Linked DNA regions of Mus musculus: region 1 is linked to region 2. Evidence: chromatin loops called from intact Hi-C (ENCODE). Cell type or tissue: heart. All regions are shown on one strand. Each heading gives the region's core, and the rest is flanking DNA. Links, peaks and the distances in the headings are about the cores only.

Region 1 (8,758 bases), core at 1,747-6,746, 260 kb after region 2:
GTGGATGCCTCAATCAAAGAAAATGATGAATTAAAATGATGTTAGGTCAAGGCACAATATTATTTACTTCTTGAAGGGTGAGACAATAAAGAGAAACTCCTTTGGAAAACTGTCTTGATCTTTGTCAAAAAAAAAAAAGTAAGGAAAGGAAGTAAGGAAGTAAGAAGGAAAGAAAGAAAGAAAGAAAGAAAGAAAGAAAGAAAGAAAGAAAGAAAGAAAGAAAAGAAAGAAAGAAAGGATGAAAGAAAGAAAACTTGAACAAAATTACAATACATACTGCACTGTTTGTTGATAAATGGTTTCCTGATTGTTCCCTGTAACACTCTATGACACCCATGCATATCAGTATAAGCTGGGGAAAGGAGACTCGAGATTTACCCAAGTCTCATTAGACTCTTGCTAGGAAGTCAACTCTTTTCATGATTGTAATGAGTTCCAGGATTCTCATTGACCTCTGAGGTTCAAAACCTGTTGTGATGATTATGAGAGGTTAAAATGGATTCTAGCTCAGCATGGCGGTGAGAGCTCAGAAGCACAAGCCCAGACCTGGGGTTCTGTCTTTAAATAGGGTTCTATGCCTATGGACACCTTTCAGATGGCAGGGCTACTTGTTTCCCATTGTGTTGAGTTTTAGTTTTCCCCATATTGTACTTATGCAAAAAAAAAAGTCACAAGTTAATTGATTCTTCATATGTGAGTAGATTAAACATACTGGTGATTAATAATGCATCTGAGTTAAGGAAAGAAATAAAAGCCTTTTCCTCAGAGCATTTAACTAAGTGTGAGTCCAAAGTTGAATTCTCTACTTCATTTTCCCTGTGTCTTCCACCCTCTGTGTGTCTGTTCAGTTAGTTTAAATCTGTAACTTCCTGAAGGCTGCTTGTATAGCTCTCCCTTTCTGTCTGCCTTTTGTCTCCATGTTGGTGTCTATCTGTGTAATCTGTTGTCTATTTGTATCTCTCTGACTGACCTTGAGAGAGAGCTTTGGAGTGCTTCTAGAACATCAAGGGAACCATCACATGGGGAAAGAATGGGATAGTGAACAGTAATCTTTTATAAAGGATTAGGTAACTGGCTCCAAGTGGTCAAGTGGACAACAAACATTTATAAATATGACTTTTATCAAAAAATACCCATAACTGTATATGCATTTTTGAACTATGCTTTAAGCCTCTGCATTTCATGCTTTCATCAAGTGACACTCATGCAGTTTCTGAGCAGGACTTGAAAAAGTACATAAATTGCCATTGTATCTATGCATCAAGTTAGGTTTTAAAAGTTGATATCAAGAGAAGTCCAAGGAAAATAATGTGAGTTTTTACATTGTTCTTTGAAAAGTGTGCTAAACCCTCAGTAGGATCACAGCTTTAAAACTTAAATTTCTTCAAGTTGCCTTAATTCTGGTTGTGAGGTCCAGGAAAATTCCCCATTTATTAGAAGTTAAGATGTTTTATATAATACATTGTCACAGTTATGGTTCTGCCAATGCATAGGAAAGCACCATGGAGCAAGACTCCATGGAGTTATAATGGGTGTAGTCTTAGTAAGATGTTCGCAAAAAAAAAAAAAAAAAAAAAAAATTTAAAGTACCAGCTTATAAGTGTATGAATGTGTTTCAAATGAAGTTCTGAATTCTGAAAGAGATGGAATTTCAGTTGATCTTGTCTTTTCCACTGTGTTACATCAAGAAAGTTGCTAGCCAAAGTGGTTTCATAAAAATACCCAAAGAATGCAGACCACTGACAACAAAAGGGGTTGCTTTTAACAAACTGACAATAAGTCTTCATTGCTAAAGACAGGGCTGACACAAAACACTGTATATGAAAAGGTCAAACTGGTGCGTGCAAGAACATTGACTCTTATGTTCCAGTGTCCTCCTTATGGAAGGTGCTTTGAAAGGTACACAAAGTAAAATATATACCAGAACCAACCAAAAAGACGTTGATCTATAATTTTTCCTTCCCCCAAAATATGCTTAGGGCAATGATGTCATGAATTTACTGGGAATAACCAATCAATGTCTAATTTGACTTAAATACCAAAAGCACTCTGGTTAAATGTTATATATCTATATACACAAGTGTGTGTGGACAGGAGTATACTGGGAGTGTTTGTGGACACACCAGTGTTATAAATAATGAAAAGGAGGTTTCTATATAGTGTAAAGCATAAAACTTTCATTGGAGCAGTCTCCCAGCTATCATTTAGAATTAAGACAATTCAAGCCTATGACCTCATACATAGATACATCTTAACGTCTCTCCTGCTCCGTTCTCATCTATCTGTTATCTTCTCTGTCTCCCACTAAATCTCCATCTGCATTCTCCTCTCTACATCTTTTTTAATATCCAGAAATTCCACCCTCCAATTCTTGTCCCAGGAATTGGATGTCAGGGTTTTTTTTTTGTTTTTGTTTTATTAGGTATTTATTTCATTTACATTTCCAATGCTATCCCAAAAGTCCCCCACATGCTCCCCCACCCACTCCCCCACCCACCCACTCCCACTTCTTGGCCCTGGCATTCCCCTGTACTGAGGCATATAAAGTTTGCAGGACCAATGGGCCTCTCTTTCCACTGATAGCCGACTAGGCCATCTTCTGATACACATGCAGCAGCACATTGGATTCCCAGGGAAGGTCAGGGGCCCTGGACAGCAACTGCATGGGAGGTTGTTACCTGGCAGACACAGTGAGCTGATTGGGGCATCTAAGCTTGAAAGGACATTTCTGTGCTCAGTCCCCTCACATCCCATGAGTTCACACAGGACATGGGGCAGTCAGACCAGATCTCCCGACTGCTTGTGCTGCAGGCTGCCTGACATCAGCACACAAGCACGTGCTCCCAGCTGCAACCCAAACAAAAGACAGAGAGCTAGCTCAGAAGGACAGAAGCTGCGGGTCTTTCTACAGTCAGCCACTTCCTGTGAATAAAAGAGTCGGATAGAGCTGTCTCCTAAGAGGCTCTGCCAGAGTCTGACAAAGACAGAGGCAGATGCTCACAGCCAACCATTGGACTGAACATGGGGTCCCCAGTGGAGGAGTTAGAGAAAGGATTGTAGGAGATGAAGCAGTTGCAACCCCATAGGAAGAACAACAATATCAACCAACCAGACTCCCCAGAGTTCCCAGGGACTAAACCACCTACCAAGGAGTACACATGGAGGGACCCATGGCTCCAGCCGCATATGTAACAGAGGATGGACTTGTCAGGCATCAATGGGAGAAGCCCTTGGTCCTGAGAAGGCTCGATGCCTCACTATAAGGGAATAGGAGGGCAGGGAGATAAGAGCGGGTGGGTGGGGGAACGCCCTCATAGAAGCAGGGGGAATGGGGATGGGATAGGGGCTTTCAAGGGTGGGAGGGGAAAAAACCGGGAAAGGGGATAACACTTGAAATGTAAAGAAAATATTCAATAAAAAATAAATATCTATTATCAGAAGAGGGAATTTAAAAAACATGTTCTATAAACACAATAGAATCTTTTTGAGCCTTAAAAGGGGGGAGGGAGTCTTATCATTTGAGACAACATGGCCAAAGCAGAAGGACATTTTGCTCAGTGAAATAAGACAGGCCTAAAAAGACACGTTACCATGGTCTCACTTGCATGTAAGAGCTAACAAAAAGTTGACGTTGAGAGGCTGAGAATGGTGATAAGAAACACTAATCCTCTCTTCATTTTAAAAAAAAGGGGGGGGGGGCTGGTGAGATGGCTCAGCGGTTAAGAGCACTGACTGCTCTTCCAAAGGTCATGAGTTCAAATCCCAGCAACCATATGGTGGCTCACAACCATCTGTAACAAGATCTGAAGCCCTTTCTGGAGTGTCTGAAGTCAGCTACAGTGTACTTACATATAATAAATAAAGAAAAGAAAAAGAAAAGAAAATTACCCATTCTTAAAAAAAAAAAAAAATACTGAAAACTCAGTAGGAAAAACAAGACAGATTTCTGTTCAGCTCCTCAGAGGCTAAGGCAGAAAGCTGTAGCAGTATAAAAAAAAAACCAAAACCAAAACCAAAACAAAACAAAACAACAACAAAAAAAAAGAGGACTGCAGTGTCCTAAACTGAACAGCAGATGGAGACAAATGTACAAAGGGTTCCAAATTAGGCAATAAAAATCATACATTAGGGGCTGGAGAGATGGCTCAGTTGTTAGGAGCACTGACTGCTCTTCTGAAGGTTCTGAGTTCAAATCCCAGAAACCACATGTATGTAGTTTTGATACTTAAAGATGAGAAACACAGTAAATACAGGGCCCTAGATTTAAAAATTACGTGCCTTAGAAAAGAGATTAGAGGAAGCACTGGAGAAGTTCAGATATGAGACTGAGCAACAGATAGATAAACTTGAGACTGGCAACACGGCTTAGAGGAAACACTGGAGCTGAAGGTTCAGGATTTTATAGGTCAAAATAAGCAACAGAAAGAGGAGAATGAAGGCTGGAGACAGGAGCTGGAAAAGATTCTAGAAAAAAAAGGGGAATCAACAATTCACAGATCAGACTGAACAGCAAACAGATAGAGATAAAATTTGGAAGCAAACTCTAGAGGATAATTTACTAAAGCCAATAAATCAAAATAAGGCAGATGCTGCAATATCAGAATTACAACATAAAGAGAAGCTAAAATTATGGAAGCAAGAACATAAGATACAGGAATTTATAGAGCAGCATGAACAATAGAAAGAAAAATTTAAGACTTGCCAACGTGGCCTAGAAGAAACACTAGAATTGAAGACTCAGGAAATGATAGTTCAGAGTAAGAGATAGAAAGATGAAAATGAGGACAGGAGACAGGAGGTGGAAAAGGTGCTGGAATAAGAGATTCAACAGTTCACAGATCAGACTGAACAGCAAAGAGAAAATACAACCTTTTACAATTAATCAATCAAAATAAAATGGAGAACAGAATATCAGAATTACAATATAAAGAAAAAAAAATTTTTGTTTTGTTTTTTGTTTTTCAAGACAGGGTTTCTCTGTATAGCCCTGGCTGTCCTGGAACTCACTCTGTAGACCAGGCTGGCCTCAAACTCAGAAATCAGCCTGCCTCTGCCTCCCGAGTGCTGGGATTAAAGGCGTGTGCCACCATGCCCAGCTATAAAGAAAAATTCTAATGTGGAGGCAGAACCTTGAACAGAGAATACAGGAACTCAAGAATCAGGAGTAGCAACAAAAGGAGATAGATGAAGCATGGTCACAGACCTGAAGGGAGGAGTTTAAATTTTTAATTAAGGAAAATGTTCAGGTAGAGACAGAAGATAAAGAACGCTAATAAGCCGGGCGAATTTCTGAGTTCGAGGCCAGCCTGGTCTACAGAGTGAATTCCAGGACAGCCGAGACTACACAGAGAAACCCTGTCTTGAAACACCCCCCCCAAAAAAAGATGGTATTCTATTAATTATCTAGGATATAGAATAAATCTGCAGGGCTGGTGAGATGGCTCAGTGGGTAAGAGCACCCGACTGCTCTTCCGAAGGTCCAGAGTTCAAATCCCAGCAACCACATGGTGGCTCACAACCATCCGTAAGAAAATCTGACTCCCTCTTCTGGTGTGTCTGAAGACAGCTACAGTGTACTTACATATAATAATAAATAAATCTTAAAAAAAAAAAAAAAAATTAAAAAAAAAATTAAAAAAAAAAAAAAAAAGAATAAATCTGCAAAGGTTAGGCTACAAAAGGTGGAAATCAGGTGAAACCAATTAAGGACTCTACAATTTTCAGAAGTTACCAGGAGATATTAACTGGCTGTGACCTCCGATTGGCTTGGCGACTCAAGAGCTAAGCAATATACTTCAAACCTTACGGGGTGATAAAGTTTAAATAGCCTGAGAAAGATTATCAGCCTAGACTGTAGAGTTATTTCTGGTAGAAAGGAAATTGCAGGATATACAACTGGATCATACTGATCCAAAGATGGCCTGCATCTTAGTTACCTTACCTTCTACTCATTCCCCTACAGGAATTCTCATGCAGAGGAAGATTCCATATTAGAATGGATATTTGCCAGGCAGTGGTGGCGCACGCCTTTAATCGGCAGAGGCAGGGGCAGGGGCAGGGGCAGAGAGGCAGAGAGGCAGAGAGGCAGAGAGGCGCAGAGAGGCGCAGAGAGGGGCAGAGAGGGGCAGAGAGGGGCAGAGAGGGACAGAGAGGGGCCGAGAGAGGCAGAGGCAGGCGGATTTCTGAGTTTTGAGGCCAGCCTGGTCTACAAAAGTGAGTTCCAGGACAGCCAGGGCTACACAGAGAAACCCTGTTTCAAAAAAAAAAAAAAAAAAAAAAAAAAAAAAAAAAACAGACAAAGGAGCTAAAACCATCTAGTGGAAAAAAGACAGCATTTCCAACAAATGGTGCTGGTTCAACTGGTGGTCAGCATGTAGAGGAATGCAAATCAACCCATTCTTATCTCCTTGTACAAAGCTCAAGTCCAAGTGAATCAAGGACCTCCACATGAAACCAGATACACTGAATCTAATAGAAGAGAAAGTGGGGAAGAGCCTTGAATTCATGGGCACAGGGGAACATTTCCTGAACAGAACACCAATGGTTTATGCTCTAAGATCCACAATAGACAAATGGGACCTCATAAAACTGCAAAGCTTCTGTAAGGCAAAGGACACTGTCAATAGGACAAAACTGTCAATAGGAACCAACAGATTGGGAAAAGATCTTCACCAATCCTACATCTGATAGAGGACTAATATCCAATCTACACAAAGAACTCAAGAAATTAAGACTCCAGTGAACCAAATAACTCTATTAAAAAATGGGGCACAGAACTAAACAAAGAATTCTCAACTGAGGAATATCTAATGGCTGAGAAGCACCTAAAGAAATGTTCAACATCCTTAGTCATCAGAGAAATGAAAATCAAAATGACCCTGAGATTCCACCTCACACCAGTCAGAATGGTTAATATAAAAAACTCAGGTGACAGCAGATGCTGGAGAGGATGGTGAAAAAGAGGAGCACTCATCCATTGCTGGTGGAATTGCAAGCTTGTACAACCACTCTGGAAATCAGTCTGGTGGTTTCTTAGAAAATTAGAATGAGGACCCAGTTATACCACTCCTGGGCATATACCAAAAGATGCTCCAACATATAACAAGGACACATGCTCTACTATGTTCATAGCAGCCTTATTTAGAATAGCCAAAAGCTGGAAAGAACCCAGATGTCCTTCAACAGAGGAATGGATACAGAAAATGTGGTACATTTACACAATGGAGTACTACTCAGCTATTAAAAACGATGAATTCATGAAGTTCTTAGGCAAATGGATGGAACTAGAAAATATCATCCTGATTGAGGTAACCCAGACACAAAAGAAAACACATGGTATGCACTCACTGATAAGTGGATATTAGCCCAGAAGCTTGGAGTACCCAAGATACAATTCACAGACCATATGAAGCTCAAGAAGAAGGAAGACCACAGTGTGGATCCTTCAGTTCTTCTTAAAAGGCAGAACAAAATACTCACAGGAGGAAATACGGGGACAACGTGTGGAACAGAGACTGAAGGAAAGGCCATCCAGAGACTGCCCCACCCGGGGATGCATCCCACATACAGACACCAAACCCACATATTATTGCAGATGCCAAGAAGTGCTTGCTGACAGGAGCCTGATATAGCTGCCTTCTGAGAGGCTCCAACACTCTCTGACAAATACAGAGGTGGTTGCTCACAGTCAACCACTAGACTGAACACAGGGACCCCAATGGAGGAGTTAAAGAAAGGACTGAAGGAGCTGAAAGGATTTGCATCCCCATAAGAACAACAACAACATCAACCAACCAGCCCTCCCCCTGCCCCAGAGCTCCCAGGGACTAAACCACGAGCCAGAGTACACATGAAGGGACAGCCGCATATGTGGCAGAGGATGGCCTTTTCTGGCATCAGTGGGAGGAGAGGCCCTTGGTCCTGTGAAGACTTGATGCCTCAGTGTAAGGGAATGCCAGGGTGGTGAAGTGGGAGTGGGTGGGTGGGTGGGGGAGCACCCTCATAGAAGCAGGGGGTGGGGTGGGAGAGGGAGTTTATGGAGAAGAAACTGGAAAGGAGATAACATTTGAAATGTTGCTACATCCACTCCAGTAGTGACACACATGACAGGCCAAAAGCCTGGATGCAGTCCTGAGGCGAAGAGTTTCCGAGAAACTTAGTCTCCTGGAACTGTGGCATTCCATAGCAGGTATGCTCCAATTTTGCGAATGGATCTGTGTGCTTCCTTTCAGTATTGTTTTAGTATAAATGCCTCCAAGCAATGACTTGCCAAATACCTAAGCAAAATCGAACTTTGCTTCCTGGCCTTCACCAATGCCCTAGGTAGTCCTTGAGCTGACCCTGGGCTTGGAATTCAGTAAGAATGTTGCCTATTCAGTGACATTCAGAATTGCCTCTAGTATTGTAAGAGAGCTAGTGAAAGAAATCAGGCATTACTATCTACTGCATAGAGTTAGAAATCTCAGGGCAAGCTTAGCAATGTAAGTTTAGAATTCTTATTATAGTTATGTATGGCACACTACAATTACTTATTAGTAGAAAGTCCCCCCACACTATCACTTAGAATAAAAGCTTAGTCGCTCCCATTTACAGGAATTTACAATGGTTTAGGAAGTAGATCAGGCTGTGGTTTTAGAGTATTGCATTATTCATGAGGTTAGCTAGAGCGGAACTCCTTAATTAGAACCATGACTTGGGTGTGAAAGCCCTTGCCCTAGGAGTGTAAAGACCTCACACCTGGCTTCTAAGAATATGGCTG
Region 2 (8,758 bases), core at 1,994-6,993:
TAATAATCATTCATAGAGAATGTGTGTGAGACAGATTATCAGACTTGAAGATATATAGTAGGTTCTGTTAACCCTGAGTGTCACCAGAGAAAAACCAATTCCACCATGTGGGCCAGCTTTATCAAATAATTCATCCTGACCAAGTGATAGATTTTGGTCACATGCTACAGGCATTTTTTAGGCCATTGTAGTTTCCTATGAGGCTTTATTATTTTCCTAAGACGTGCAACCTGCAGCACTTCAAGAAGATACCTGGTTCTTGTGCTGATGGTGAGGTTAATTTTTGTCATTTCAGTCTGAGGGAGAAAACATTCAGAGATATCTGGTTGGGTCCAGACTGAAAAGGACCATCGTGTGGGGGAGGGGAATTGAGGATGTGATGGAGGATAGAGGGGCAGGTCAAGAGATAACCAGCAGCCAAGAAAGCACCTATCCAACTATGAGTTCATTGATATGTTAACAGGTACCCCAGGTAGCCATTCTTCCTGAATTTCTTTGAATTTTTCCAAAGTTCAGCCCAGCATGCTGTGCAGTGATGCTTTCAGGAATAGATATTTTAATAAGTGGAAAATTTACTATGGATTTTTTTGTGTTTTTTTTGTTTTTTGTTTTTTGATTTTTTTCGAGACAGGGTTTCTCTGTGTAGCCCTGGCTGTCCTGGAACTCATTTTGTAGACCAAGCTGGCCTCGGATTCAGAAATCTGCCTGCCTCTGCCTCCCAAGTGCTGGGATTAAAGGAGTGTGCCACCACTGCCCATCTTTTACTATGGATTAAGACAAAATTAGACAGCATCTTTTGAATAATTTTGAACTCTTACTTACTGGATTACTGTCTGGATTCTGGATCAGAATAATTTTCTTCCAGTCTTCCCTCCTCCTCTTCTGTGTTGCTTGGAAAAAGACTGTATGTGTGTTAACTGTGTGACTGACTCTCACATCTTTAGGGTAAATGAAATACTCAGAGAAAAGTAGGTATTCTCTTGATATCTTCTCCTCATGTTTATCCTTTTCTCGGGTATTGACATCTTTCATTTTTGTTCCATGAACAGTTCCATGTTCATTCTAAACAATATTTACCCATTTTCAGGTCTCCATATGCTCAGTCAAATCTCCATAACTGTAAATCAACACTAAGAGCACTAGGAGGTTAAAGGTCAAGGAGACTCTCACAAAGGATCCAGATATGTTAGAGGTATTGAACAATGGGTGGAGTTGGGCTCACCTGTTAGTAGAAAGAGGACATGAATTTGATTTTGCCAGATTCTATTTCCTTAATGAATCTGGAAAAGAATAATATTAGATGTGATGATATGGATTTACCATGGAAGGCAGTGCTTTCAGCTGTCACTTGATGTCAATATTTAATTAATTTTGATCCTGGGAAATTGCTGCTGCCCATTGAAATCAAAGTTTCTTTTATCCAAATTGAAAGCAGCATCAGGCTATGGGTGTGACAAGGGCAATTTATACATAAAGCAGATGTCAGCAGTAGATTCCCTCCTAGGGCCTGTGACCTTCCTTACTGGATTTTTAGGCAGATTTTCACTGTAATCTATGGATTTTTTTTCCTGTGGAGCTTGAAACAGAAAACCTTCTGTTACCCACAGATATTCTCGCCAGTATCATAAAAATTTCCATGTCTTTTCTGGCAGATTCAGATTGCCGCAAGCGGGTTGCAAACCTGAGTATAGACATTGATAACTCTGCTTCCTGCCCCAATTTGCCTAGCAGTTTTTTTCACTATGGAAATTCCCACCAGGGTGTCTAAGATGTCTGTTGAGAGTGAATGGTCTGATATTTGGTGGTTTTCTCCAGAAGGTCTACTTGCTTTCTGAATCACCTATTCTATACACTCTAAATAATTTCCTGTCCTTGACCTGTGTTCTTAATTGATGTTCAGTATTGCATTAATCCCCATTAGAGTGGAATAATTATTTTTGACCTTCTCTGTACTGGTTGCATTAGTTTTGAGTCTGTTTGCCTTATTTCTGAGGTATGTTTCTTCCCTTCTATTCTTGAGAGCTTTCATACTGAGCAGTGTCTACATTTTACCACAGGGCTGTATAAGTAAGTTTCATTCTCCTATTGTCAGTGTAATTTGGGAGGATTCCTGCCTACATCTTTTAACCTAGACCTAGTCATGTAAGCTTCTACTCTCCATACAGTATTATCTAAGGCCTGATGTGTTTTCAGCCTCTGAACTTTGCTGCTGAATAAGCCCCTCCTCCCCCCACCTTCTTATTCCTTCTCAATGCTTACCTGGCTGATTCAATTCAATTTTTCCAGCTCAAACTCTTCTCTGAGCTGAGTTCTTCTCTCAGACACTGAATTGTTCCACTTGGCCTTAAATTTACTGTAGAAGTCTTTTCTCATCTTCTGGCTCCTTCTCTTTCTCCTGCTCATTCTGTCTTTACCTGTTCCTAGCATGTTCTCTCTTCAGTCTGATTCTGTAAAACTCTCAGAACCCAGATGCAGTGTCCTAGTACATCCAGCTCTGGTCTAGTCTGGCAGCAACATTGTGGGGAAGCTGTGCAGAGTAGGTCCAGAGAAGTTGTGTGAAAGGCAGCCTGCAACAGAGTTGGACGAGTGGTTCCTGCTGGGGAGGGTGGGCTTCATGCATGATTAGTTAAGTTTAAGAAAAAGACAAAATAAAAACGAAGAATCAACCAATCAATCAATGAATTCAGTAAGCAAGCAAGCAAAAATCCAAAACAATAAAAATTGCTGTGAAGAATTGGGAAGCTAATTAATTAAAAGGTCCTAAAGTAGATGGTCTTAGAAGAATTGCAGGAAGCTGCTCAATATTGGGCAGGTTCAGAAGGAGGGGCTCTGAGGAACCAGGCAGAAATGACAGGATGTTTCTCCTTTTCATCATTCTCCTTGTACCTTGGCTGCCTCGTGGTCAGGAAGTTCTGGAGGAAGACTAGTGTCTAGTATTTGCAGAACCTGAAAACTTCCTTGCTGGCCTCCTAGGACATTGAGCAGCTGGTCCTGTAACCTTCCAGGTCAGAGGAGCTGTTGGGCTGGGAAATGGGCAGGAGCAGGGCAGGCTTGTGGAGCAGGGGTGCATTTTCTGTAGCTACTCTCACAATTCTGTTGTGGATATCTTACCATTGTCAGGAAGTTTGAGATCCTGTGACTTGGGTTCATGGTGATGTTTTAATCAATTTTATGGTTGCCAGAATATTTTTCTAAAGTATCCTTGTAGATCCTTGGCTGAATCTGGAATTTGTATACCGGGAGGTTTGTCTTTGCAAAAGCCTTTATAATCTCCTGTAAATCAAATTCGTTCATGCTTTCTTAACTCCCCTGTTCCTCCATTAACCATTTCATGTCCCTTTCTCCAGGGAACTGAGTAGGCATCCTGAGAGAGCTTTGTAGATATTTGTCATATGGGGGATCGGTGGAGATTTCATTGAATTGGAAAATTTACGTTATAAAGCACCATAATATGGCTGTAAATATTAACATTAACCTAACAAAGTTATAGTCTCCATTAGTTTCACACTGAGGTATATGCAGTCTTTGATGTAAATACAGCATTCAGAGATGCGTCTTCATAGTCTTAGTTATTAATGTTACCCCTTAGGTTTCATTGAAACATGAAGACAGGATTGCAGCAATGTACAATAGAGGAGAAGATATATAGTAGGTTCTGTTAACCCTGAGTGTTGTCAGAGAAAAACAATTCTACAATGTTGGAAAGCTTTTTAAAATATTACATCTTGACCAAGAGATGGACTTTGATCACTTCCTACTGCCAGTTTTATAAGCCCTTGTCGTTTTCTGTGAGGCTTTATTATTTTCCTAAGTCATGCAACCTGCAGAGCTGCAAGAAGATACCTGGTTCTTGGGCTGGTGGTGGGGTTAATTTTTGGCATTTCAGCAGGAGGGAGAAAGCATTCAGAGTTAACTCTTTGGGTCCAGACTGAACCAGTTCATCAGGTGGGGTGAAGGGAATTGAAGATGAGAAGGAGAATAGAGGTCAGGCCAAGAGTTAACCAGGAGTCAAGAAAGCACCATCCCAATCCCTGTCTTCATTGATATGTTAATAGTTACCCCAGTTAGCCTTTCCTCCTGAATTCTTGAATCCTTCAAAGTTCAGCCCAGCATGCCATGAGAGGATGACTCTAGGCCAAGCTATTTTTATAAATAGAAAACTTACTATGGATTAGGACAAAATTAAACAGCACCTTTGAAATAATTATAATTGCTCACTTTCTTAAGAAAAATGACTCCTTGTTTCATGAAAAGCACTTTGCCCCCACACAGTCATGGTTTGTTGAGTGCTGCACTGTGGAGGTCTTGCAGGTGTGGTAATGCTTAGACCCTGCATTCAGGGCTTTCTTCAGCGATCTCTTGTTGGACAAGTTCAACGGTTTGGATCCTGCATGTCACAATAGGTTTCTTACATTCTTTTTTGTTCCTCAGTGATTCTGGGAAAAGGACTCTGTGTGTTAACTGTGTGACTGACTCTAGGGTAAACTGAAATCCTCAGGGTAAAAAGAGACATTCTCATGACATCTTCTCTTTCCTTCATGTTTATCCTTTCACCTGGTGTTGGCATCTTTCATTTTTGTCACATGAAAAGGTCCAGGTTCTTTTTGAATGACATTTTCCCATTTTCAGGTCTCCATTTTCTCAGCCAAATCTGCATAAATATAAATCTAAGAGCCCTAGATGGTAAAGGCCAAGGAGACTCTATTGAAGGATCCACATGTGTTAGAGGCTTTGAACAAGGGGTGGGGTGGGGCTCACCAGTACAAAGAGGACATGAATTTGTTTTTGCCACCTTCTATTTCATTAATGATTCTGAAAGATTTCACTAAGAATATTAGATGTGATGATATGGATTTCCCATGGTAGACAGTGCTGTCAGCTGTCACTTCATGTCAATATTTAATTAATTTTGATGCTGGGAAATTGCTGTTGCCCATTGAAATCAAAGTTTCTTTTACCCAGACTGAAATCAGCATCAGCTAATGTGTTTGAAAAGGGCCATTTACACATGAAGCAAATGTCAGTCTTGGATTCCCTCCCAGGGCCTGTGACCTTCTTTATTGGATTTTAGCCAGATTCTCTGTTTAGTCTATGTATGTTTTTCCTGAGGAGCCGGCCTCAGCTTGAACAGGAAAGCCTTTTGTTACCCACAGATAGTCTTGCCACTATGATATTAGAGGCCAAGCCTTGCCTGGTAAATTGAGATTGTAGCACACAGGATACAAATCAGGGTATGACCATTGATAACTCTGCCTCCTGCCCCAGTTTGAATAGCAGTTTCTGGACTCTGAATGCTACAATCAGAGAGTCCATCCACAATATTTGTTGACAGAGTGGATGGTCTGATCTGAGTTGTTCTTCTCCAGAAGATGCACTTGCTTTCTGAATCACGTCTTCGGTCCAGTCTACACGAGTTTAAGTCCTTGAATTGTGTTCACACTGGTGCAGTTTGTTTAATTTGGCCTTATTATATTGTGGATACCAACAAGAGCTTCCTTACAGGAGGCTGATATAGGTGTCTCCAGAGAGGCTCTATTAGTGCCTGACAAATACAAAAGTGCTCACAGTCATCCATTGGACAGTGCACAGGGTCCCCAATGAAAGAGCTAGAGAAATTACCCAAGGAGCTGAACGGGATTACAGCCCCATAGTAGGAACAAATATATGAACTAACCAGTATCCCTAGAGCTCCTTGAGACTAAACCACCAACCAAAGAAAAGACATGGTGGGACTCATGGCTCTACCTACCTATGTAGCTGATGATGGCCTAGTCGGTCATCAATGGGAGGAAAGGCCCTTGGTCCTGTGAAAGTTCTATGCCAGAGTAAAGGGGAACACCAGGGCCATGAAGCTGGAGAGGGTGCGTTGGTTGGGGGGGGGCACAATAATACAGGGGATTTTTGGAGAGGAAACTAGGAAAGTGGTTAACATTTGAAATGTAAATGAAGAAAATATCACAAAATGAAATAAAAAGATGGAATAATCACTTCTCTGGACAGTTTGGTTTAGTGTCAAGTCTCTTTCCATTTGTTTTCTGAGGTGTGTTTCTTCTCTCCTTACATTCTAGAAAGCTTTTATAGTGAGTGGTATTAGATTTTGCACAGGACTGTAAAACTAACCTTTATTCTCCTATTATAATTATTGTCTGGGAGGCTGACTGCCTCTGTCTAATTACCATGGCCTAGTCCTGTAAGCCTCTAGCCTCTAAATAATGTTATTTAGTCCTAGAGTGTTTTCAGCCTCTGAGATTTCCTGCTGATTAAGCTCCCTCTTTCTTGTTTGTTCCTTTCAACTCCTTTTTTAAAAAAAAAATATTATTTTCTTTTTTCCTGACAGGGTTTCTCTGTGTAGAGTCCTGGCTGCCCTGGAACTCACTTTGAAGACCAGGTTGGCCTCGAACTCAGAAAAGTGCTGGGATTAAAGGCATGCACCACCACTGCCCAGCCTCATTTCAACTCTTAACTGGATGGTTCAACTCAGCTGTTCAGGCTCAAACTACTCTCCCAGCTGACTCATTCAGCCTGGCTCTCAGACACTGAATTGCTCTGCTTGGCCTTAAATTAACTGTAGCAATCTTTTTTTTAAATCTTCTGACTCCTTGTCTTTCTCCTGCTCATTCTGTCTTTGCCCGTGCCTAGCATGTTCCCTCTTCAATCTGACTCTGTAAAACTCTCCCAGTAAAACTGTGTCCTTCTCCCTCTCTGTGGCTCTACTCTCTCAAGTGTACTGTACTGCTTCCCATGCACTCTACTGTATTCCTTTACCATTCTCTTCTTCCTGTACTGTCTTTTTCTCCCTTAAGTAGCTTCCCCTTCCTCTCTCACCTCAGGAGTGTTGGGCATATCCTGTTCTCTAAGATCTTTCTCTGATATTTCACATTTTCTGCCATTCAATTAGACAACACTTTCAAACATGTGCACCTCCTTCTACTTAGTAAATGTACTTTCGTTGTTTGGGATTAAAGCAAATCCTAAAGGCTTGCTTGTATTCAATCACAGTGATTAAAGTTGTGCGCCTTGTTCTTGAACAAGGTGCTTGAACCACACCCTAAGTCAGAACAGGCTTTAATATCCCTACACAATAGTTTAGTTTGGCAGAATTTCTTTCTGAACTGTAAACCAAGATTCACAAATAATAGTCTTCATTATGTAGATAGCTGTGCTATCTATTCTGACTTCTACCAAGAGTTTTATTGTGAACTTCTTTGATGATTGGTCAATGAAAATCTTTTTTTGCGAGACTGTATTCCTTAGCATTTGCAATCCAGAAGGTTTGCGGGCATTGTGAGTGGCAAAAATATGATTCATATTGTCTCCATTTCTTGTATGGGAGAGAGCTTTACTATGTAGTACATGAGGAATATTTCCTAGTGTTCTTATATTCATTCATTCTTACAAAAAAATGTTTTATTTCCGAAGTTCTCATGAAAATTTTATGTCTTATTCTTTTGTGCATATTTTCATTAGATTATTTTCTATGTAGGTTTTTGAGTAAAAAGGTGTCTAATCTTATATATATATACTATTTTCAAGTATGTGTTTTACACTGTCAATACTTGTAGCCACTTTTCTGAATTTAACATTACAGTTGCCAGTTATTTTCTCTCAGGGCTTGAAAAATATGATTCCATGCTCTCCTGATTTTAAACTATGTATAAATATTTAGTACTACTGTATGCTAATATAATATCACCTCTTTTGATGGTAAGGGCTAGGACAAGACAGCTGGAAAGAGATAAACATTGTTACAGCACTTAGATGTGACAATAGGCAGATACACCAGAGAGTACAGGAATCCAATTTCTGAGAGACTTTCCTAGGGAATGCTAGGCTAGAATGCTATGTTGTTCTAGTTCTCAAGAGTCCCAATGTTTTCACACTGCATGTTGCTCTTTGAGTTTATATACTTTAAAACAGATGTGATGAAACAAGTGATAGTAAACTTTGACTGGAAGGCTCAAGCGTGTGGAATTGTGTCTATTCAGAATCAGGTGTGTATTTAAGGTAATGTCAGTTGCAAGATTTAAAGTCGAAGCCCTAGTGTTCATATTGACTTCATGGTGGAAGTAGGTAAACCCATGGGTTATTCTTCCCATTCTAGAATGAGCTCTTGTTCAGTCTCCATGAAATGGAAGATGTGCTTTTCTTGTTATACAATTAGACAAAACAATTCCAGGACACGCATTCATTTTATGTATTTCTTACTTTTGAATTTAAAGTACAACATCTGTCACTGGAGCAGGAACTTATGGTCTGTTGCTGGTAGAAATGACAGCAATACTCAGCCTGTATTTCACAGGTAAGAATCACAAAGTGACATAATTTGAAAAATTACTCATTACTCCCTGAAAATTCATGTATTCCTATGCCCATTTTTTTATTACACACTTGATGCTGTCTGTCTACAAATGCCCAGGACATCAAGTTTTACATATTGTAAATTTATGACAGCAATGTATTTTTCCCTACATCTCCAGTTTCTGTTTTACAGAAATTCCTGTTGTATGTAAATTTTCCATCACATGAATTAGGGATTATATTTATTTCATGCATATTACAATTGTTAGAATATTCACAGAGAAACATTCTGGTAGAGGATTTGCATTATCTGGTTTCTTTGGCATTGCAGATATTACAAAGTTCCTAGAGTTTAATATGTGCTATCTAAATCTCCTAGTGTTTGTGTTTTCAGGTGAATGGTCTTCACACATGAAGTTTCCCAAAGTGATTACACAGGTACCATCTCTTCTTTCCCTGT

What was found. Hi-C counts contacts between places; a loop is a spot of excess contacts. Peaks named below come from ENCODE experiments on the same cell type or tissue, not always from the same donor. Only the 100,000 strongest peaks of a DNase experiment are listed, where the experiment ranks them.
Region 1: it touches region 2 in a loop (5-fold over the local background); 8 of 42 quality-filtered maps call a loop at or near these places.

What each region holds. Positions count from the first base shown.
Region 1 is chr4:147,810,686-147,819,443 of GRCm38, forward strand. It overlaps a transcript of Zfp984 not described here. Among named protein-coding and RNA genes, the nearest start is that of Zfp984, 5.3 kb to the left of the region's middle. In heart, for the core only: a CTCF peak has its summit at 4,077 (motif pointing right); no DNase peak of the experiment used is centred there.
Region 2 is chr4:147,554,223-147,562,980 of GRCm38, forward strand. Zfp985 (zinc finger protein 985) reads left to right here. Exons shown (of 6, transcript NM_001014397.4): 2 at 8,220-8,299; 3 at 8,693-8,736. Among named protein-coding and RNA genes, the nearest start is that of Zfp985, 5.3 kb to the left of the region's middle. In heart, for the core only: no CTCF peak of the experiment used is centred there; DNase peaks (open chromatin) are centred at 2,909 and 5,099.